Linked DNA regions of Homo sapiens: region 2 is linked to region 1. A link is a loop called in an ENCODE intact Hi-C map of the cell type or tissue named here. Cell type or tissue: PC-3. All regions are shown on one strand. Each heading gives the region's core, and the rest is flanking DNA. Links, peaks and the distances in the headings are about the cores only.

What was found. Peaks named below come from ENCODE experiments on the same cell type or tissue, not always from the same donor. Only the 100,000 strongest peaks of a DNase experiment are listed, where the experiment ranks them.
Region 2: it touches region 1 in a loop (3-fold over the local background); 14 of 110 quality-filtered maps call a loop at or near these places.

What each region holds. Positions count from the first base shown.
Region 1 is chr14:50,757,677-50,769,216 of GRCh38, forward strand. It overlaps NIN (ninein), which reads right to left. Exons shown (of 31, transcript NM_020921.4): 13 at 9,104-9,214; 14 at 8,631-8,720; 15 at 6,150-6,288; 16 at 4,114-4,235; 17 at 2,181-2,683; 18 at 1-954. Among named protein-coding and RNA genes, the nearest start is that of NIN, 68 kb to the right of the region's middle. RefSeq lists enhancers at 2,502-2,651, 2,702-2,771. In PC-3, for the core only: no CTCF peak of the experiment used is centred there; DNase peaks (open chromatin) are centred at 4,985 and 5,885; H3K4me3 peaks cover 1,356 bases; H3K27ac peaks cover 2,610 bases.
Region 2 is chr14:50,672,162-50,683,701 of GRCh38, forward strand. No RefSeq gene overlaps it. Among named protein-coding and RNA genes, the nearest start is that of SAV1, 9.6 kb to the left of the region's middle. In PC-3, for the core only: no CTCF peak of the experiment used is centred there; DNase peaks (open chromatin) are centred at 3,650 and 5,580; H3K4me3 peaks cover 1,067 bases; H3K27ac peaks cover 2,222 bases.

The sequences.
Region 1 (11,540 bases), core at 3,885-7,884:
TTTCCAAAAAACTCAGTAGCTGGCTCATCCAAACAAGAAGACATTACTAACCCTGGCTCTAACTTTTGTAGCCTCTGTTGCAATCTAGAAATTTCAGTAGCCATTTTCACATTTTCCTTCACTGCCTGTTCATGAGCTCTCTGCAGGCTTAAGAGGACGTCCCCATTTTCTTCCAACAGCTGCTCCCCTTGCTGAAGCAGGGACAGGGCTCCATCTCCTTCCACCTCCTCCTCTCCTATCACCTGGCAACCACTCTGAAGCATTGAGAGAGGAGATGTTGCCTGCTGCATTTCCTTTATTTTACTCTGAAGTCTGGAGATTTCTGTGCTCATCTCGGCTCTTTCTCGATCTGCTGTCTCACAGGTCGCTTTGTGAATGTTCTCCATGGCTAGAAGCTTGGACATCATTTCCTGCCTTTCCTGGTCATGTTCCATTTCTAGTCTTTCCAGCCGCTGGCTGGCCAGCTGCTCCGAAGCCCCTGCCTGGCACAGGACCTCCTCACGCTCCCTCAGTTCCCTTTTGTGACTGCTCTTCAGCTCAAGTATCTGGTCAGACAGCAGGCTTTGCTGGGTTTCAGATACATTTCTTAGGTCTTCCAGGTCTTGGAGTAGCTGCTGTCTCTCGACGACCATGCTGTTCAAATGTTCTTTGTATGTTTTCTCCAGCATCTCTCTCTCCTGGGTCAGGACCAGAGAAGTTGTTTTCTCTCTCTTAAGAGTCTCTTTCAGCAGCTCCTGGGCTTCCGCACACTCCTGGGTGAGCTCGTCCTTCTCAAATTCCCACTGGGATTTCTCCTCACGCTGCTGTTCCTGGAGGTCCTTCAGCTCTTGGCGGTAGCGCCCCTCCAGGCTTTGCAGAGCGCTTTCACACCTCTCAGTGACTTTCTGACAATCAGACTGAAACTGGGCTTCTATTTGAGAGGTTCTTCTATTACACTCTGTTTCCATTTTTTCCCTAAATATAGTCAACATACAGCATTATTGAAACTGCCGCCAACTCCAGAAGCAAACAAAAACCATTTTCCCATGCACTGAGAAAGCTGCTGAGCAAACAACTGAAATACTCCCTAAAAATGCTCTTAACTTACTCCTATGTGATTCATTTATACTGGAAAGGGATCTCATTTCTGAAAGCTAAGACTGGCAGCCATAATTCATTTAAAAGACTTACCTCTCTCTGGAGTTAGGGGGAAATCTTAGAAACTAATTTCTCTGGCACACTCCCGGATGTATTTGTTTATGGATTTTTAAACCAAAGACAAATGACCAAATGTATATTAATCTAATTCCTCACTTGGGAAATATATACCATTCCTTCATTTTAATTAAGCATGCGTTATAGGATATCAGTCACATAAATGACACATATGAACAAATTCATTCTGCTTTTGCTTCTTACTTAACGAAGTAGCACCAAGTCAATCAGCGTGTGACGAAACAAAGCCCTCAAATAAACCTGGGATTTCACATGAGGAATGTAAGCATGGAGTGCTGTTTCTTAACTCTGGGAGGAAATGTAACCTTGCCTGGAATCCAGTTTATTAATAGCTTTTCTCAGAAAGCAACAGGATTGAACTAGGAAGGAACCACTTTTGGGATAATCTTATCCTCCTCTTGAGCCTTATAAGGTAGAATAAATCTTAATACGAGGAATACTTTCCTCTTTTACAAACATAACAAAATAAAAACAGTTCCAATCATCCCAAGGTAGGTTCACATCAAAATAATGGCAAAAACAGTAAAAAAATATTTAAAAGAGTCTACTCAATCAATGGGCTATTATGCCTTCTGACTTCTTCAAGTCTCTTAAGCGACTGGCACTTTTTTTTTTTTTTTGAGACGGAGTCTCGCTCTGTCGCCCAGGCTGGAGTGCAGTAGCGCGATCTCGGCTCACTGCAAGCTCCGCCTCCCGGGTTCACGCCATTCTCCTGCCTCAGCCTCCAGAGTAGCTGGGACTACAGGCGCCCGCCACCACGCCCGGCTAATTTTTTGTATTTTTAGTAGAGACGGGGTTTCACCATGTTAGCCAGGTCTCGATCTCCTGACCTCGTGATCCGCCCACCTCGGCCTCCCAGAGTGCTGGGATTACAGGCGTGAGCCACCGCGCCCAGCCACAACTGGCACTTCTAATGCCCCGAGGGATGGTGCCCCAGGTAGCTTCATTTCCCTTCACTTTCTTACCTTCCCTCCTGAAGCTCCCTTTGGTGCTTTTCCAAGAGCTCTTTTCTTAACTCCTCTTTCTCAAGAGTGTGTTTCTCCACCAGGCTTGTCAGCTGCTCCTGGTGAAACTGCTCTAGTTCCTGAGTCAAGCCTCTCACCTTCTCTTCTGTCCAGGCGCTACTCTGAAGGCCTTCCCTCTCCCGCTCAAAGCTTGCTTGAGCCTGTGTCAGTCTAGCCTTGAGCTCCATCTCATGTTGCAGCCTCAGCTTCTCCTGCAGGTGAGTCTTTTCCTCCTCAAGCTTCACTTGCAGTTGTTTTTTCTCCTCCTCATGCCTGCAAGTGGCCTCATGATGTGCCTCCTTGAGCACTGCTGCTTGCCCCTGAAGTTCAGCAATTTCATTTTTAAGGTCACTTATTTGTTTTTCTAAGGTGTGCGTTTCGTTCTCATGCCTTTGCTTCATGTTCTCCTGTGCCTTCTTGCAGCTGACCACGGTTTCGTCCAGCTGCTTTTCATAATGGCGCACCTGAAGGCACAGAGTGACACCACCACAAGATTACTCAGCTCAAGGTCACTGAAAGTGAAGTGATGGAGCAGCAATTGCTTTTTTTTTTTTTTTTTTTTTCCCTACAAGACATTTCTCATTTCTCTATCTTGTTTTAAAGTAACTGAATTCAACACTTTAAGCAAGATACTTAAGTCAGGCATGGTTTACATATCTCTTTTAAGTGGCTGAATTTTATTAGTGTCTGAACAACCTTATTAAGAACTGAGCAGCCATTACACATAGCTACCCTCTGTCTTCCCATGCATCCTTTCCAACTGTAAACTTGAGTCTTGGAACATATATATTTTTTGAGACAGGTTCTCACTCTGTCACCCAAGCTGAAGTGCAGTGGCGTAATTATGGCTCACTGAAATCTCCATCTCCTGGGCTCAAGCAATCCTCCCACCTCAGCCTCCTGAGTAGTTGGGACTAAAGGCACACACCACCGTGCCCTAATTTTTTTTTCTTGGTAGAGACGGGGTCTCACCATGTTGCCCAGACTGGTCTTGAACTCCTAGGCTCAAGTGGTCTGCCCACCTCGACCTCCCAAAATGTTGAGATTACAGGCATGAGCCACTGTACCCTGCTGGGTCTTAAAATACTTAATTAAATTCAAATATTAATTGAACACCTATCAGGTACTTGCAGGCCTCGGAATACAACGCTGGGTAAGATATGGTCCCTGCTATCCAGGAGAAACCAGTCTAGACATGGATATGACAACTATAAGTACAGTAGGAGGCAGAAAATAAAAGGTATACAAAAAAGAGCTACAATGTAACCCAGGGACTCAAAGGAGGGAAAAAAATCACATTTTAGTTGGAGAAATTCAAGAATGGCTTCATGCAAGAGGCAGCATTAAATATAAATCCTGAAGGGTAAGTAGACTTTCGAGAGGCAGAAAGAAACTAATATCAGCATAGTTTGTAACAGCACAAGCAAAAGAGGACAGAGTGTGATGGACAACTAGGAACTACCCAATTTAGCTGGAGGATAAGGTAACTCATAAGAACGGTCAGTTGAAGTCTGGACTGGAAACGTCAGTTGAAGTCTCATGGTGAAGAGTTTAGAGGCCAAGGTTCAGAACTTGTACCTAATTTAGTAGGCAATGAAACATCAAAGGGCTTTTTTTGGTTTCACTGAGATGTTTTTAAAAAAGAAATTGGGAGATAATATAATGGGTTTCAAGCTTCAAGTTCCATGATTGCCAGGGCTGAAGATATTACATTTTGGAGAAACTCTCCAGAAAAAAGGGGCCTTGCTGTCAGCCTACAAAACCATCCTGAGGATGTGGGTTCCCAACATAGAATGTGCTGCTCTATGAGAAAAAAGAATTGGAAATGCCCTACACACATAAGCCTGTCAGAGCCAAAAGAAATTAGAGAAGTGGATTGGTGGGAAGGACTTACTTTATCTTCGAGCTCCAGTCTGAGGCAACATATGTCCCTGTGATGTTGTTCTTTCATCTGTTCAATGACCAGCTCTGCCTCAATGCTCATATTCAATGGATTGCATTCTTCAGAACCGAGCCCTGAAAACACATGGGACTCATTGATCCTGCAGCAGGTTCTTTCAATAACACAGTGTGGCATCTGAGGAGGGACATCCAGTTTAACTAAGGAATGATTTTCAGCCTGAATTACCAGAGATGTGAACTAATAGGAAATAACAGAGGCCAAGAGAAGTCTTTTCTCTTTTCAAGCGTTAGGGCAAACAAGAAGAAATGAAGGTGAACAGATTCTTTCATGTACAGGCAGTGGAAAAAACCTTAATAGAATCCATCTCTTAGAATAGTAGGTGGTGGGGCGGCGGGGGTGGAAATTGTTGCTTATAGGTAGCTACCTCCTAATGCAAATGCTGCAAATTGAGGTAATAGCATGAGGTAGTTTGGTCAAACCAACCAGACTCCTACCCATCCAACAAATACTGAATGACGATGTGGCAGGAAAATGAACGGCCAGCATACTTGCTGCGATGCCCTGAGGAGTTAGCTTCATGGGTCACACTATCAACAACCCATCACTCAGCATTACAGAAGACTGCCTATTTCCTATGAATTTCCTAGAGTGTGGGTAGATCCCCATTTTATCTTATCAGCTATTATTGGCTAAAATTATCATATTTTAGCTATTATCAGCATAATTTTAGCATATTATCAGCTAAAATTTTAAAAAACAGGGCATAGGTTAGGAACCAGGATACAGGCAGTTGTGGGTAGAAATTCTTAACTCATGCATGAGCTCATCTCTGCAACTGCCCACGACGATGACTGAGAATGACACTGAAAATGTGAAGCATAAGTTGGGGGCTGAGCTTGTACACAGAAGAAAAGATTATGACTAATCTCTTAAGGCAGTGGGACCCAAAATAGCTTTGCATGTGGGGATACACAGGCAGATGGAAGAAAGGAACTTTTCTTGGGTATATGTCTAGCAGCTGCAACTGGCAGTCTTGCTTTGGGTCTTCTCTTCATATTTGATGGCATATTCCCAAATGAGAAGTAACACCCAGGGTGTGAGCCACACCACGATGGTACAGCTTCTTGTCCTCATGAGGAACAACCCCAACACTTGGCCATCTATGGAAAAGTCCATAACAGCTGCCGAGATATATCATATTATGAGATCCTCAGACTGGAATGAGCTAAGAATCAGAGGGGAGGTCTTAAGGCCTCTTTGTCTCCTCCTTCCCCAATCTGTTAATTATTCTGCAGTAAGAGGAGGAATAAACAACCTGTGTAAGAACGACACTCCTATCCCCAATAGCACTGGGGAAAGTTATTTATAACAGAATAACTGATTATGAGCTGTCTCTGAAATTTAAACTCAACACCCCCGAGAAAAGAGGTAGGCTATCAGGAGAGAGGAAAGGAGCTCATAGTTAATGCAGGAGGCTCCCAAACTCTGCCTTCCAAACTTGCCACTCAAAATCTTCCTCAAAGGCCAGGAGGCCAGCCCTTATTTATCTTCTTTGTTCTGCTGAGGCAATACAGACATTCAGCACAGCCCGTATAAGAAAACCAGCTATGGATTCTGTAGTATCTGGCTGGCCTGCTCTCCAAAACCATCTTCATATGAGTTACACACTCTCTTCGAAGAGGACAGCAATAGCTCAGTGTCTGAATTCTAACACTCCCAAGGCCTGGATTCCCAGATTTGCAGCCAGTTTTTTGTTTGTTTTGTTAACAAAGCAAATACCCTTGTGGTTTGATTCTTCCATTCCTTTGTTGACGCATATCAAAATCAGATGGAAATGTTCTCATAAAAACTTCAAGGACAAATGAAAAACGAGACCACAAGTGAAACAGCTCAAGAAAAGAGTATGGCCAAATTCTTTTTTTTTTTTTTCTTTTTTCAAGTTGCCAAAGCTTTGCAATTTTATATTGAACCACGTTTCTAAAAACAAGAGTAAAGGCTTTATCTACAGCCTGTCCGAATGTGTTTACCGTGTTCGGGCTCAATGCCACCGCTGTTAGCCTCAACTTCTTCTGACGGTGAGTTCTTCAACGGAAGCCTGAGCACTCTGCCTTGTGCACGATATTCTTCCAGCTCAGACTGGAGTTCATCTACTTGGTCTTGTAGTACCTGGGATTTAAAAACCAACACTGGTCTTAGATGTGACACCAAAAGCATAAGCAACAACAACAACAAAAAAGATAAATTGGATATCATCAAAACAAAATCTTTTGTGCTTCAAAGGACACTATCAAGAAAGTAGAAATGTTTTGCAAATTAAGTATCTGATAAGGGACTTGTAACTAGAATATATAAAGACTATTATAGCTCAATAATAAGACAATTTTAAAAATGGGCAAATGATCTGAATTGATATTTCTCTAATGATGATATACAGATGACTAATACATACATGTAAAAGATATTCAATATCATTACCTATCAGGGAAATACAAATCAAAGCCACAATAAGATACCATTTCACACTTACTAGGGTGGCTAGAATCAAAAAGACATACAATAACGACTGTTGGTGAAGAAGTGGAGCAATTGGAACTATCATACTAGTGGGAATATAAAACAGTGCAACCACTTTGCAAGAAGTTTAGCAGTTCCTAAAACGGTTAAACATAGGGTTACCATACAACCTAGCAATTCTACTCCTAGATATATGCCCATACAAAAACGTGCGCACAAATTTTCATAGCTGCGTTACTCATAATAGCCAAAATCCCCCAAATGTCCCTTAACCGGTGAATTAATAAACAAAATGTGGTATATCTACGCAATGGAATATTATTCAAGAAATGAAGAACTGATACACGCTACAACATGGATGAACTTTAAAAACATTATGTTAAATGAAGGAAGCCGGTCTCAAGGGCTAATATTGTAAGATTCCATTTATATGAAATGTATAGAATATGCAAATCTGTAGAGACACAAAGTACACTAATAATTGCCTAGAGCTAGGGGGCTTGGGAGAGATTATGGCTAAGTGGAGAAGGGGTTTCTTCCTGGGGTGATGAAAATGTTCTAAAATTGAATGCGGTGATGTTTGCACAATTCTGTCAATACAATAAAAGACTGAATTTATACCTTCAATGGGTAAAACATATAGTGTATAAAGCTGTTAAGAAAACAAGTGGATGAGGCTGGGTGGGCAGATCACCTGAGGTCAGGAGTTCAAGACCAGCCTGGCCAACATGGTGAAACCCTGTCTCTACTTAAAAAAAAAAAAAAAAAAAAAAAAAAAAATTAGGCGTTTGGCAGACACCTGCAATCCCAGCTACTCGGGAGGCTGAGGCAGGAGAACTGCTTGAACCCAGGAGGTGGAGGTTGCAGTGAGCTGCGATCACACCACCGTACTCCAGCCTGGGTGACAGAGCTAGATTCCGTCTTAAAAAAAGTAAGAAAGAAAACAAGTGGATGAACTGGGGGAATTTCTGAAGGTAGAGCTGACAGCTTTTACTGATGAATTCATTAAATGTAAAGACATTTAGAAAATACCTCTATTTAATTAGAACCAAGAGCTAAAATTTAATTATAAAAGCAGTAGAAATGTTTTCTTAACCATGTATGTATATTTCCTGAAAAGGAGGGCTGCAAGTAACTTCATAATATGATTGTTTTACTCATCTCTGCACAATTAAACTTTTTATCTAAGTAGCTGGAACTCAGTTATATTTGTCTCATTAAAATAAACACGTGTTTCTGGTTTAAGAAAAAAATTCAAATTCCTAACTTTAGGGGAATTTTTTTAAAATCAAAGATTCTTGTTACTTGTAAAAATGTTTCCATCTCTCCTGGCCGAAATTGGGAATGATTTACTAGCTAAGACTTGAGTGGTTTTCTGTTTCATTTGCATTTTATAAATAAATGGAGTAAAAAATGTATTCAGAAAAAAAAAAACCCACAGGACAAAACCAAATCACGTCAGATTAGATCTGCAATGATCAATCAGGAAAGGCTAATTTTTGAATAATAATGTTAATAGCTAACATTTATGTTTTTTTTTTTTAATTTTATTATACTTTAAGCTTTAGGGTACATGTGCACATTGTGCAGGTTAGTTACATATGTATACATGCGCCATGCTGGTGCGCTGCACCCACTAACTCGTCATCTAGCATCAGGTATATCTCCCGGTGCTATCCCTCTCCCCTCCCCCCACCCCACAACAGTCCCCAGAGTGTAATATTCCCCTTCCTGTGTCCATGTGAATAGCTAACATTTATGTAAGTGCTTACTCTATCCTTGGCTCTGCTCTAAGCACTTTACATATACTCACTGATGGAATTTTTGCTACAACATTTTGTGGTGGGTACTTTTATTTTTACCATTTTATGCATGAGGAATGGAAGTACCCACAGATGAAGTGACTTGCTTAGGGTCACAGAGCTAGGGAACGGGGAAGCTGGGGTCTGAACCCAGGCACTCCTGCACTTACTCAGTTCTCTTTGTCTACCTACCCTGCACTGCCGCTCATATTCATTTCTCATCTGTGTCAGTCTCTCTTCTTGCAGGAAGAACTCAGCACTGCTAGGATCGAGGTCACCAAACTAGAAGGGGAAAAGGGCAAAGCTGTCATTTTTCCCGAGTGCCCTTCTTTGACCCAACACAGCAAAGGCCCAGTTTCTGGTATTCACCCAGTCTCTTGAGTATGATAGGAATGTGACATGTAAGCACGAACAACACCAACTGGGTGATGGGGAGAACGCACTAGAGTGACGTGTTCAATGAACACAGGGATCATTTCTCAGTGCCAGGCAATGTTCTCCTTCATAACCAACTTAGTAAATTATATCCCTACAAAAGTTAGAGCACCATTTAGCTACCCCAGTAATTGCCTAATAAAAATGTTCTGGTGGCATTGCTCCTGTTCTTTTGAGTAAACTACATAAAGTAGGCTGCCTATCAGGAAATGAGATTTGAACAGGTTTACCTTTTCTGCTAACACATTTTCCAAATTTCTCTGAAGTTTGTTTGTCAGATTCTCATATTCTGCCAACTTCTCTGCATTTTCTAGAAGCTCATTTTCCAGACGACTGTTTTCCTGAACAAGTATGGGGAAATTAAATGTGGTACAGATTAAGAAATTAGCAAACTGTGGTACTATTTTATATACAGCATAAATCAGTACCGTAGATTAAAGATGTTTATCTATCTTAAAAGCTGTAGTAGACTACAGGAGGCAAAAGTAAATATAAAAGGTTGATATCTATTTTATAACAACAAAATAAGTTTGCCCTTTTGTTTTTGACCACGTAGAACTGTGCTGTCCAAAACAGGTAGCTGCTAGTAGCCATACTGGGTACTGGGCCCTTGAAGTGTGTCTAGTACAAACTGTAAGTTTAAAATAGACACCAGACTTTGAATAGCCCCAAAATGTAAAATAGCTCAGTAATATTTTTTGTATACTGATAATGTGTCAAAATGATAATGTTTTAGAGATACTGGATTAAACAAGATTATTTGAAATTAGTTTCACCTGTTTCTTTTCACCTTTCAATGTGGCTATTTGCAAACTGAAATTATAATGCAGGCCACGTATGTGTATCTATTGGACAGCATTGCAGTAGAATATGAAAATATTCTCAATACATAATATTGACAAATGAAAGAAAATGATTACAAAATACCTTGTTCAGCTGCCAGCAAAAGAGAACTCAGAAAAAGTATAAAAAGTAGAGTAACTCTAGGCCAGGCATAGTGGCTCACGCCTGTAATCCCAGCACTTTGGGAGGCCAAGGTGGGCGGATCATGAGGTCAGGAGATCGAGACCATCCTGGCGAACACGGTGAAACCCCGTCTCTACTAAAAATACAAAAAATTAGCCAGGTGTGGTGGCGGGCGCCTGTAGTCCCAGCTACTTGGGAGGCTGAGGCGGGAGAATGGTGTGAACCCGGGAGGTGGAGCTTGCAGTGAGCCGAGATGGCGCCACTGCACTCCAGCCTGGGCGACACAGCAAGACTCCATCTCAAAAAAAAAAAAAAAAGTAGAGCAACTCTAAAATCAATTTATTGATATTATGATTTGGTTTATATTTAATTTATAAATTTCTTTTGGTTTAAAGATATAAAAACTGTACATATGAATTGCTCATAATTTGTATATGTTTATATTATAATAACACATCAACTAAAACCCATAAAAGTTTTTTTAAAAGGATCTGTATATATAGTATTTTTAAGAAAGATTTCCAACCACATTTGCCAACACACACACACACACACACACACACACACACACACACACACACACAGACGTGCCATTTGACATTTTTCTTTTCCAGTGTTAAAGGCTGATTGGAAGAACATCATTTTCTAAGAACATTTTGCCAAAAGAATACAGAGCCAGTATATTTTTAGTATATTCTAGTTCACACCCTCATACAGCAATATAAGTAAAAAAAAAATGTACTTAGAGCATTTAAAAAATACTACCTTCCCCTAAAATGCCAATTCTGTAACATTAATCTTTCAAAGTACACCTAAATGTAGAGCCTAGAACAACATAGAGTAATCTCTGTGTATCAGGCAGTGCTGGTGCTCTGGAAATTGACAAATCAGATACTGTTGTTATCTTGGGAGGGAGGCAGATGTGGATACAACTCTATATGACCCAGTAGGAAATGTGCTATCTCTTGGCAAGAAAAAAGTAAATGTAATGGGAATGAAAAAGTAATTTGGCCTGCAGTGTTGGGGAAAGCAGTGAAGGGGCATAAATGTGCTCTGCCCTCTGAGGCACGGGGAGAGCTGGGGTAGGTGCAGTGGGGTGGGGGAGGGCATGGCACTGGGACTTGGTGGCAGCAGCTCAAGTTTGAAAGGTATGAGGACGAGCTCCTTTTCAAGAGCCTTGACTGCTAACACATTGTTTTTGTTGTTTTTTTGCAAAGGGTGGTAACAGCATGATTGTAACGGATATTTAGCTAAGTAACTGGTAGCCATATGGAGGTGGAAGAGATGGAAGAAAGAACTGTTCAGGATACACATTAATTAGCTGAGACATCATGATGAATTCTGAACCTAATCAGAGGCTGGGGAAATGCAGAGGAAGGAGATAAATCTGAGAGTCACTTTGGAGCATCAACATAACTTACAGGCTGATGAGTAATCATGAGGGAAGATGACGAGGAATTTTAGCTTCTGAGACTTACACCTCATGGTGTTGATGTTGATTGGGGAGAAATTCACGAAATGAAACAGTTAGATGGCTAGGGAGTAATAATTACCTCAGTTTTTGATGTGTGGAGTATCAAGAACCTTTTGCGATAGCAATAACAGCAAACATTTCACATGTACTTATTGTTTTCCAGACACTGTATGTGCCTCATCTCATTTAGCCCACACATCAGTGCTATAGGGTAGGTATTATTATGG
Region 2 (11,540 bases), core at 3,322-7,321, 86 kb before region 1:
GAAGCATGTAAAATTTTAAAGGGTGAACTATTCAGTGAAAGATTATCCAAGAAAGACAACCAAAATGGAAATAAGCCCTACATATGGCGCCTCAGAAAAAAAAAAAAAAAAAGGAAAAAAGGAGAGGAACTTCTAGTCTACTCTCCAGCTCACTCTTCTTCTTCACATAACAAGATAAACTTAATCTGTCTCAGGAAGATGTAATAATTATGCCAATTATAGCTCTTCAAGTCTCCAAAATTTTGCTATTAAAATATGGGAGGGGGCTGGGCGAGATGGCCTGCGTCTATAATCCCAGCACTTTGGGAGGCCAAGGCGGGTGGATCACCTGAGGTCAGGAGTTTGAGACCAGCCTGGCCAACATGGTGAAACCCCATCTCTACTAAAAATACAAAAATTACCGGGGTGTGGTGATGTGTGCCTGTAATCCCAGCTACTCTGGAGGCTGAGGCAGGAGAATCGCTTGAACTAGGGAGGCAGAGGTTGCAGTGGGCTGAGATCGCACCACTGCACTCCAGCCTGAGCAACAGAGTGAGACTCTGTCTCAAAAAAATAAAAAATAAAATATGGGAGGGTAAATTCCTAAGTGTCCTTTAGGCAGAAACTTTGGTTGTTTCCTATGAAGGATAAGGGTGTGTAATGTCTACACAGATCTGAAGATATTATATAATTGCTTAATATTAGCAATTTAGTAGGGTTCCTAAACTCCTGTTATGTAAGATGAATCATCCCCCCAGTAACATAAAGAATTAGTATCACAATTCTTTTTTTTTTTTTTTTTTTGAGACGGAGTCTCGCTCTTTCGCCCAGGCTGGAGTGCAGTGGCGCGATCTCGGTTTACTGCAAGCTCCGCCTTCCGGGTTCACGCCATTCTCCTACCTCAGCCTCCCGAGTAGCTGGGACTACAGGCGCCCGCCACTGTGCCCAGCAAATTTTTTTTTTTTTTGTATTTTTAGTAGAGACGGTGTTTCACCATGTTAGCCAAGATGGTCTCGATCTCCTGACCTCGTGATCCACCCGCTTTGGCCTCCCAAAGTGCTGGGATTACAGGCGTGAGCCACTGCGCCCAGCTTAGTATCACAATTCTAATCAAAAGGAGTCAAGCTGGGAGATTCGGTGTCTCTGAGCTTAGCTTTTGTTCTTATGTACTGTTATTGCCTAGACTTAGAGGTCCTCTGAAACCTTGACAGAAAGCCAAAATGAGTCTTCTATTTTTGGCAGCACTGGCCTCGGACTTCAGTTGTCTGTCCTTCTGGTTCTTTCTGTATCTTGACTTCTCTGACCCTAGAAACTTTTATTTTGCTTCCAGAATTGGGCCGTATCTTCAGCCACTTTCAACTTTATTTTTAAACTATTCTTTGCAATTATCAGTTTTTACTTGGCTTCGTGATGTTGTGAAATATATATTTGGTCTTCATCTGTTTCCTGACATAGAGTTCTTAAACCCTTGTAATCTCCAGAAGAGTGTCTTTTGTATGCTAATGAGATGACTGGTGGCTAGATAGCTTCAGAATAAGGGCTGGTCACCCAAGAAAGACCAAAGTAGGATTAGAGGGTGGGGACTTTCAGCCCCACCACCAACCTTCTGGGACGGGAGAGGGGCTGAAGGTTAAGTTGACCACCAATAGCCAATGATGTATTAAGTCATTTCTACATAATGGAGCTTCCATAAAACCACAAATGACTGGCTTTTGAGAGTTTCTGGATGGCTAAACACACAGGTTCCTGGAAGCTGCCATTCCTAGGGAGGGCATGGAAGCTCCATGCCCCTTTTCCCATACCTCTCCCTATGTGTCCCTTCCATCTCGATGTTCACAGGTATCCTTTATTCTATTCTTTTTAGTAAACTGGTAAACACAGTTTTTCCCTGAGTTCTGTGAGCTGCTCTAATAAATTAATAAAACCCAAGAAGGGAGTTGTGGGAACACCAATTTATAGCTGATGGGTCAGAAACACAGGTCACAATGTGGGGCTTGCGATTGGCATCTGAAGTGGGGCAATCTTGTGGGACTAAGCCCTCAATCTATGGGATCCTATCAGGTAGATTGTGTTAAAAATTGAATTTAATACATCTATTTGAAATAGTTTCAAGGAAGAAGTTTAAACAGAACTTCTTCAGTAGAGCCAGAATGTAAAAAATTAAGAAAAAAATGGAAATGTCCCATTCCATGTGGAGACTGGCCACATAAATATATCTCCTCTCCCTCCTGGAACCCCAGTTAATTGACAGTGAAAGAATATAGAGAGAATAAACTTATAATTATTATGAGAACACAAAATAGGCCATCAGATCAGTAGATGTGACATTAATAAATGTCTAGAAGATGAAGAGTGATAGGGTTGCAAGAGGTGGGAGGAGATCAAGAGACAATGAAGCAGGATGAAGTATTTTAGTTCACAGCCTAAGATGCTCATGGAAGCACATATTGCCAAAGGCCGAGGCGAGGCTTGGGATCACGTGCACCTGGTTTAATTAAGGAAGATAGGACACTAACGTGGAGCCGAGAAGAGCCATTAATTGAAAGTTAGACGTACACCCCCATAGAATTTCAGGTGTTAGGCACCTATTCCCTTGAAAAGGGATATTCAGGTTCTGTTTTTGGATAAATTAAATGGCCCTATGATAAAAATTTTAGCATTCTGACATTTGTATATCCTACAAACCAAAGAACTAAATCTCATAGAGCAGCGTCCGGGTAGTAGGCCCTGATCCCTCAAATAGCACACTCACAAGTGTTTGCTTTTTTGTTTTGTTTTGTTTTTGTTTTTGAGACAGGGTCTCACTCTGTCACCCATGCTGGAGTGCAGTGGCACAATCACGGCTCACTGCAATCTCGACTTCAACCTCCCGGGCTCAATCCATCGTCCTATCTCAGCCTCCCAAGTAGCTGGGACTACAGGTGCATGCCACCACACCTGGCTAATCTTTCCATTTTTGTAGAGACCAGATATCACCATGTTGCCCAGGCTGGTGCCAAACTGCTGGGCTCAAGCGATCCTCCCACCTCAACTTCCCAAAGTGCTGGGATTATTAGAGGCATGAGCCATCATGCCTGTGTTTGCTTTTTTAATGTATCATTCTAAAATATAAGTATGCAATCAAGGATCACCAGAAATTTCAGGAAAACTTGCAACATGAGTGATAGCAACATAAACAGAAAAATAGACTACAAATAAAACAGGTAATTCAGAGTATAAATGAGTACTTTAAGCAACAATGCTTATTACTATCAACAGGATGATTTGCAAGAAGATATTGCACTCATAAAACAATAGGAAGCTATGAAAAAGAAACAGATCAGAACAATAAAGAGCTGTTGGAAATTAAAGATAGGGGTTGCCAAAGTAGAATTTTCAGAACAAAGTTAGGAAGATAAAGTTGAGCAAATCTCCCAGAAAACAGAACAAAAAGACTGAGATGGGAAATCTCAAAGAACAGAAAAGAGAAATAGGCTTTATACAAAAGGCCCAATATCCTGAAAACTTAAGTTCCAGAAAGAGTTAACAGAGAAAATTGAGAAGTATATGGCAGACTCACTTCACAGCAATAACTTAAACATACCCTGAGAATGACCCTATGATCTCAGAAGAATGTGTGTTCGAAATTCCAAGCTAAGGAATTTGGGAGTAGCCAACCCAGAGATTCATTCCTTATCTATGAGGAACATCTGAATCCCCAGCCCATCCCATGGAAGACAGGCCTTCCAGGAGGATTGAGGTCCTTTGTTTTGGGTTAAATGAAGCTTGTCAGGTGGAGGTTGTTAGGAGGAGGGTGCTAAGGGAAAATGCTACATAAACTGCGCACTTTTTACAGAGGGCAGTGGTTCTCCTGTCCAGCCCACTGCCACTGGACTACCCTGTATATGAGTCCCCTCAATAAGTCCTATGTCTTGTTTGCTGGCTCCAGTTTCTTCTTCGGCCTCTCAAACACGGTGCCATTCCTACTGAAATCAGTAGGGGTCTGGTGACAAGATGCCATCATCAAAAATGAACACAAGATATTTTTTCAGAGAGGGAGGAATTTCCCAATTGATAGGGTATCCCAAGTGCCCTTCGAAATAAATGAAAAAAGATCCATGTCTCAATGTGTTGTGAAATTTCAGAACATTAAGGGTAAAAGGAAGACCCTGAAAGGTTCCAGTGAAAAGATCTTAGCATTCTGACATTTGTATATCCTGCAAACAGAAGACAAAAGTATCAATTATGAAGGAATGAGAATCACACTAATGTCAGATTTTTCATCAGCAACAAGGATTTCTATAAGACTATGGAGCAATGCCCTCAAATAAATGAGGGAAAATTAGTTGACAATTTTATACCCATCAAAAAAGGTGAATCAAAATCCAAATGTCAATCAAAAATGAAAGAATAAAGACATTTTTTGGAAATAAAGGGACTCAGAAAGTATACTTTTCATGTATCCTATTCTAGTAAGTTACTTTAGAAGATAAGTTTTTAAAAAATGAGAGAATAAACTCACACAAAGGACAAAACAAAAACAGAAAAATAGGGACTCAAGAAATAGTGAATCTAACTCAGGAAAGTAATTTTAGTCTCAGTATCATGGTTGTATAGCAAGCCTGGAAGCCAATCAATCCAGAGTGAAATTGGCCTTTAGAGGACTCTAAAAGGAAGCTACCTAGGAAAAGATGAGATTTAAGAAATCTGTGTTAGAACAAATTACGAAGGTGATAAAGGCAGAAGATTCAGTGAAAAAAGAAAAGCAATGGGACATGAAAATTCAGGGAAATACAGCATTTTGGGACCTTCTGAGAAGACCTACTTTGAGAACAAAGAGATTAGATTTGATTTTGACAAACCAAGAGATTAGTCAAAATTTGAAACTCAGGATTGGAGAAGTAACTGTAAGTGAACAGGTGGTAATCATTGAATACATTTAACTACAGAAAAGCCTAAACAATGGTGAGAAATAGGGTTTTTAAAGAAACCAGGCCAGGCACAGTGGCTCATGCCAGTAATCCCAGCACTTTGGGAAACTGAGGCGGGAGGATCCCTTGAGCCCAGGAGTTTGAGGCCAGCCCGGGCAACACAGGGAGACCTTCCGTCTTTACAAAAAAAATGCAAAAATTAGCCAAGTGTGGTGGAACATGCCTGTAGTCCCAGCTACTCAGGAGGCTAAGGTAGGAGTATCAATTGAGCTCAGGAGGTTAAGGCTGTCATGAGCTGTGATCGTGTCACTACACTCCAGGATGGGTGACAGAGTGAGCCCGTTTCAAAAATAAAAAATAAGGAAACCAAACTTTGTTATGCATTTTCTCATGTTACCGCATCTTAAAAAATTTCAGTTTAAAGAGCTCAGTATCTTTAACAACAACCAAAATTATACATTGAGTCAAGACAGGTCTAAACAGGACATTGAATGTCAAAATCCTGTGCCTTTGGCTGGCAATGCTGTTTATTTCGTGCTGATCAGGATTGAGGAACTAGAAATAACAATGTAGACAAAGAGCAGATTCAGTGGAGTGAGGAAATGGGAGGGGATGAACAGGAGGTTGTGGTCAGAGGGGAATTTCAGAGTTTTAAATAGTTATCAGGTGTGACCAAATTAGCTCGTAGTTGGAGTAGAGGTGGAAGTAATGAAATTGAGAAAGGAATGTAAAGGTCGCATGTTAGAAAACATGGAATATGGTAAAACAAACAACAAACTAAGCCATTGAAACAGGATGAAGGGACTGTCCTGCAAGTAGTAGAGAAGGAAGAGGAACGGCGACATAAATAAAAGGCATAAAAATAGATTTCTTTCTTATGATTCATGTATTACTCAGAGGCTTCTGAATTCCTAGAACTTCTATTGAGATTTCCAAATCAGTTAGTAATAATATTCAAATATTGTATTTCACTGATGTGCTTTACTGTTAATTTCACAGTGCTATTAGAGGCCTAATGTCTTCAGATAAATTGATGTCAGAGCTTCCACAATAGTCTGTTGTCAATTTAGAGTATGGGTAGCTTTGCATGTTAGGGCCAAATGATCTCAGATGTAATTAGTTAATAGAACTGTGGGTGATCAGAAGTTAAGGATCTTGAGATGGAGAGAATGAGCTGGAAGTATCCAGGTGGGCCCAATGCCCAACGTAATCACAAGAGTCCTTATAAAAGAGAGTCAGGAAAGTGGTGACAGGAGACGTGAGGATAGAAGCAGGAGGTTGATGAGGTGAGCCAAGCAGGCAGCCAGTCTCCAGAGGCTGAAGAAGTCAGGGAAGCGGATTCTGCCCTCAGAGCTCCCAGAGGCAGCCACCCTGCCAACAACACCTGGGCTTTAGCCTCCTGAGACTGATTTTGGACTTCTCATCTCCAGAATTGTAAGATAATGAATTGGTGTTGTTTTATGCCAGTAAGTTTATGGTAGTTTTTACGGTAGCAACAGGAAACTAATACGAAAAGTTTGCAAATGGTTTCAGGGTTTTGATTGCCAAATTTTATCAGCAGTGTGTGAATGCCTGTCTTTAAATTTTTAACTGACACATACATATTATGGAGTACAGAGTGATATTTTGATGCGTATGTACAATATGTAATGATCCAATCAGGGTAATTAGCATTATCTGTAACTTCAAATATTTATAATTGCTTTGTGGTGGGAACATTCAAAGTCCTCTCCTAGCTATATGAAAATATACAATAGACTACTAACTATAGTCACTCCACAGTGTCATAGAACACTGCAATTTATTTTTCCTAACTGTAGTTTTGCATCCATTAACCAGCCTCTCCCTATCTTCCCCTCTCCCCTACCCTTCCCACCCTCTAGTAATCACTATAGTTTTTTAGTGTCCACATATGAGTGAGAACATGCATTACTTATTTTTCCTTGCCTAGCTTATTTCACTTAATATAATGTCCTCTAATTCCATCCATGTTGTTGTAAATGATATGATTTAATTCTTTATGGCCAAATAGTATTCCATTGTGTATATATACCACATTTTCCTTAGCCATTCATCTGTTGGTGGATTTCATGTGCGTCTGTGTGAGGAGACCACCGAACAGGCCTTGTGTGAGCAACAAGGCTGTTTATTTCACCTGTGTGCAGGTAGGCTGAGTCCGAAAAGAGAGTCAGCAAAGGGTAGTGGATTATCATTAGTTCTTATAGGTTTGGGGATAGGCGGTGAAGTTAAGAGCAATGTTTTGCGGGCAGGAGTGGATCTCACAAAGTACATTCTCAAGGGTGGGGAGAATTACAAAGAACCTTCTTATGGGTGGGGGAGATTACAAAGTACCTTCTTAAGGGTGGGGGAGATTACAAAGTACATTGATCAGTTAGGGTGGGGAAGAAACAAATCACAATGGTGGAATGTCATCAGTTAAGGCTATTTTTACTTCTTTTGTGGATCTTCAGTTACTTCAGGACATCTGCATGTATACGTGCAAGTCACAGGGGATGCGATGGCTTGGCTTGGGCTCAGAGGCCTGACAGTGGACACTTAGGTTGATGCCATATTTTGGCTATTGTGACTAGCACTGCAATAAACTTGGGGGCGCAGACGTCTCTTTGATATACTGACTTCCTTTTCTTTGGATAAATACCCAGTAGTGAGATTGCTGGATCATATAATAGTTGTATATTTAGTTTTTGAGGCACTTCCATGCTGTTTACCATAATGGCTATATTAATTTACATTCCCACCCACAGGGTGTAAGAATTCCCTTTCCTCCACATCCTCACCAGCATTTATTATGTTTGTTTTTGATAATAACCATTCTAACTGGAGTGATATGATATCTCATTGTGGGTTTTATTTGCATTTCCCTGATGATTGAATGTCTCTTTAATCTTTACCTTTTTTTAATGGGTATGTCCTCATTTAAATAGCTTGTAAACTTTTCTAGGGTATGAAACATGTCCAATACTTCTCTTTTTCATCTCATACAGGTATCCTGAACCTGATAGATCCACAAAAGTGTTAACGGTGTTGACAAATTTCAGTAGTGTTGATAAACTTCAAAAGAAACTTGACCTGAGTTTTTAAAAAGGAATTGCATGAATTTTACTTTGAGCCTTCTGAGTTAGGTTGAGTATGATACTGCATGTGTTAGAGTTAAAAAAAAGTTCCTTCAATAGGATAGGATGTCAATAAACAAAAAAAGTTTTTGAAAGTAAGCTTAGCAGTGCCATTTTGTTACCAAAATGAGAGAAGCAATTTGAAAAAAAAAAAAGAAATAGAAATATACAATACAGATTAATATGTAGAAATCGAACATAGATCATGCTTAACCTATCACAATTGTACATTTTTCCTCATTCTTTTTCCACCTATGTTGTTCTAACACATTATCAGATCTAAGAGTTTTGGGGAGTATCTTTAGTTTTTAAAAATATGATTATGTCATCTGCAAAGAATAAGTTGATTTCCTCTTTTCCAACTTGGATGCCTTTTATTTCTCTTGCCTGGTTGCTCTGGCTAGGATTTCCTGTACCATGTTTAATAGGAGTGGTGAAAGTGGGCATCCTTTTCTTGTTCCAGTTTTTAGAGGAAAGGCTTTCAGCTTTTCTCAGTGCAGTATGCCTTTGGCTATGGGTAGTCATATATGACCATTATTATGTTGAAATATGTTCTTTTTATGCCTAGTTCGTTGAGAATTCTTATTAAGGTATGTGGAATTTTATTAAATGCTCTTTCTACATCTATTAAGATAGTTTTTGTCCTTTATTCTGTTGATGTGACGTACCATGTTTGATTTGTGTATGTTGAACCATACTTGCATTCCTGGGATAAATCCCACTTGATCATGGTGTATTATGTGCTGGGGTTTGGTTTGCTAGTATTTTGAGGATCATTGAATCTATGTTCCTCAAGGATACTAGCCTACAGTTTTCTTTGTTGTTGTTGTATCCTTGTCTGGTTTTTTTGTACTGGGGCAATGTTGGCTTTGTAAAATGAGTTGGGGAGAATTCCCTCTTCAATCTTTTGGAATAGTTTGAAAAGAATTAGTATTGGTTTTTTGTAAGTTTGGTAGAATTTCGTAGTGAAGACATCTAGTCCTGGACTTTTCTCTGAGAGACTTTTTATTACTGTTCCAATCTTGGTTGGTTGTATGTGTCCAGGAATTCATTTCTTGTAGGTTTTCCAGTTTGTTGGTATATAGCTGTTCATCACAGTGTCTGATCTTTTTCATATGTGTGGTATCAGTTTTTTTCTACAAGTATATTTAAGACAGCTGGCCAGGCGCGGTGGCTCACACCTGTAATCCCAGCACTTTGGGAGACCAAGGCGTGTGGATCACGAGGTCAGGAGATCGAGGCCATCCTGACTAACATGGTGAAAAAAATACACACACACACAAAAATTAGCCAGGCGTGGCAGTGGGCGCCTGTAGTCCCAGCTACTCGGGAGGCTGAGGCAGGAGAATGGCGCGAACCCAGGAGGTGGAGCTTGCAGTGAGCCGAGATCATGCCACTGCACTCCAGCCTGGGTGACAGAGCGAGACTCCGTCTCAAAAAAACAAAACAAAACAAAAAACAGCTTTATTCTAGTTTTAGGATAAAACTTGAAGCGGATATTTCTGTTAGAAAGGATTAACTGTGCAATGTTCACAGATGAGTGAATAGCCGTTACAATGAGTAAACAATATCTTAATGCAAACAATATGGATTAATCTTATAATCATCATGTTACATAAAAAAGCAATGCAAAATAATACATTTCACAGTTGCTAACATGATGAAAAATAAAGGAATTATAAAAGCTAGGCTAATTATTTTCATTTTTAAAAATCTATTTTATTTTTATTTTTGTGGGCACATAGATATATTTATGGGGTACATATTTTGATATAGGCATGCAATGTGAAATAAGTATATCATGGAGAATGGGGTATCTATCCACTCAAGCATTTATCTTTTGAGTTACAAGCAATCCAACTACACCTTTAAGTTTTCTTAAAACGTACAATTAAGTTATTATTGGCTATAGTCACCCCATTGTGCTATCAAATAGTAGGTCTTATTCTTTCTTTCAATGTTTTTGTACCTATTAACCATCCCTACCTTACCCCTCAGACCCCCACCACCCTCCCAGCCTCTGGTAACCATCCTTCTCCTCTCTATCTCCATGAGTTCAATTGTTTTGATTGTTGGATCCCAGAAATAAACGAGTACATGCAATGTTTGTCTTTCTGTGCCTGGCTTATTTCACTAAACATAATGATCTCCAGTTCCATCCATGTTGTGGCAAATGACAGGGTATCATTCTTTTTAAGACATATATACTGCGTATATGTACTACATTTTCTTTATCTGTTTATCTATTGATGGATGCTGAGGCTGCTTCTAAATCTTGGCTATTGTAAACAGTGCTGCAACAAACATGGGGGTGCAGATATCTATTCGATATACTCATCTCCTTTCTTTTGGGTATATATCAAAGAGTGAGATTGCTGGATCATATAGCAGGTATATTCGTTTTTTTTTTGAGACGGAGTCTTACTGTGTCGCCCAGGCTGGAGTGCAGTGGCGCAATCTTGGCCCACTGCAAGCTCCGCCTCCCGGGTTCACGCCATTTTCCTACCTCAGCCTCCCGACTAGCTGGGACTACAAGTGCCCACCACCACGCCTGGCTAATTTTTTGTATTTTTAGTAGAGATGGGGTTTCACCGTGTTAGCTAGGATGGTCTCAATCTCCTGACCTCGTGATCCACCCGCCTCGGCCTCCCAAAGTGCTGGGATTATAGGCCTGAACCACCACGCCTGGCCTATTATTAGTTTTTTGAGGAACCTCCAAACTGTTCTCCATAGTGACATTATTAATTTACATTCCTACCAACAGTGTATGAGGGTTACCTTTTCTTTACATCCCTGTTAGCATTTGTTATTGCCTCTCTTTTGGATATAAGCCATTTTAACTGGGGTGAGATGATATCACGTCGTAGTTTTGATTTGCATTTCTCTGATCAGTGATGTTGAGCACCTTTTATATGCCTGTTTCCCATTTGTATATCTTTTTTTTTTTTTTTTTTGAGATGCAGTTTTGCTCTTGTCGCCCAGGCTGGAGTGCAATTATGTGATCTCGGCTCACTGCAACCTCTGCCTTCCGGGTTCAAGTGATCCTCCTGCCTCAGCCTCCCAAGTAGCTGGGATTACAGGCGCCCATCACAACGCCCAGCTAATTTTTTTTTTTTTTTTTTTTTTGTAGAGATAGGGTTTCACCATGTTGGCCCCACTGGTCTTGAACTCCTGACCTCAGGTGATCCACCTGCCTTGGCCAAGTGCTGGAATTACAGTGAGCCACTGCCCCAGCCACTACTTGTATATCTTTAGAGAAATGTCTATCCAAATCTTTTGCCCATCTTTTGATTGGATTATTAGATTTTTTTCCCTATAGAGTTGTTTGAGCTTCTTACGTATTCTGGTTATTAATAGCTTGTCAGCTAGGTAGTTTGCAAATATTTTCTCCCATTCTGTGGGTTGTCTCTTCACTTTGATAGTATCCTTTGCTGTGCAGAAGCTTTTGAACTTGATATGATCCCATTTGTCTATTTTTGCTTTGGTTGCCTGTACCTGTGGAGTATTGTTCAATAAA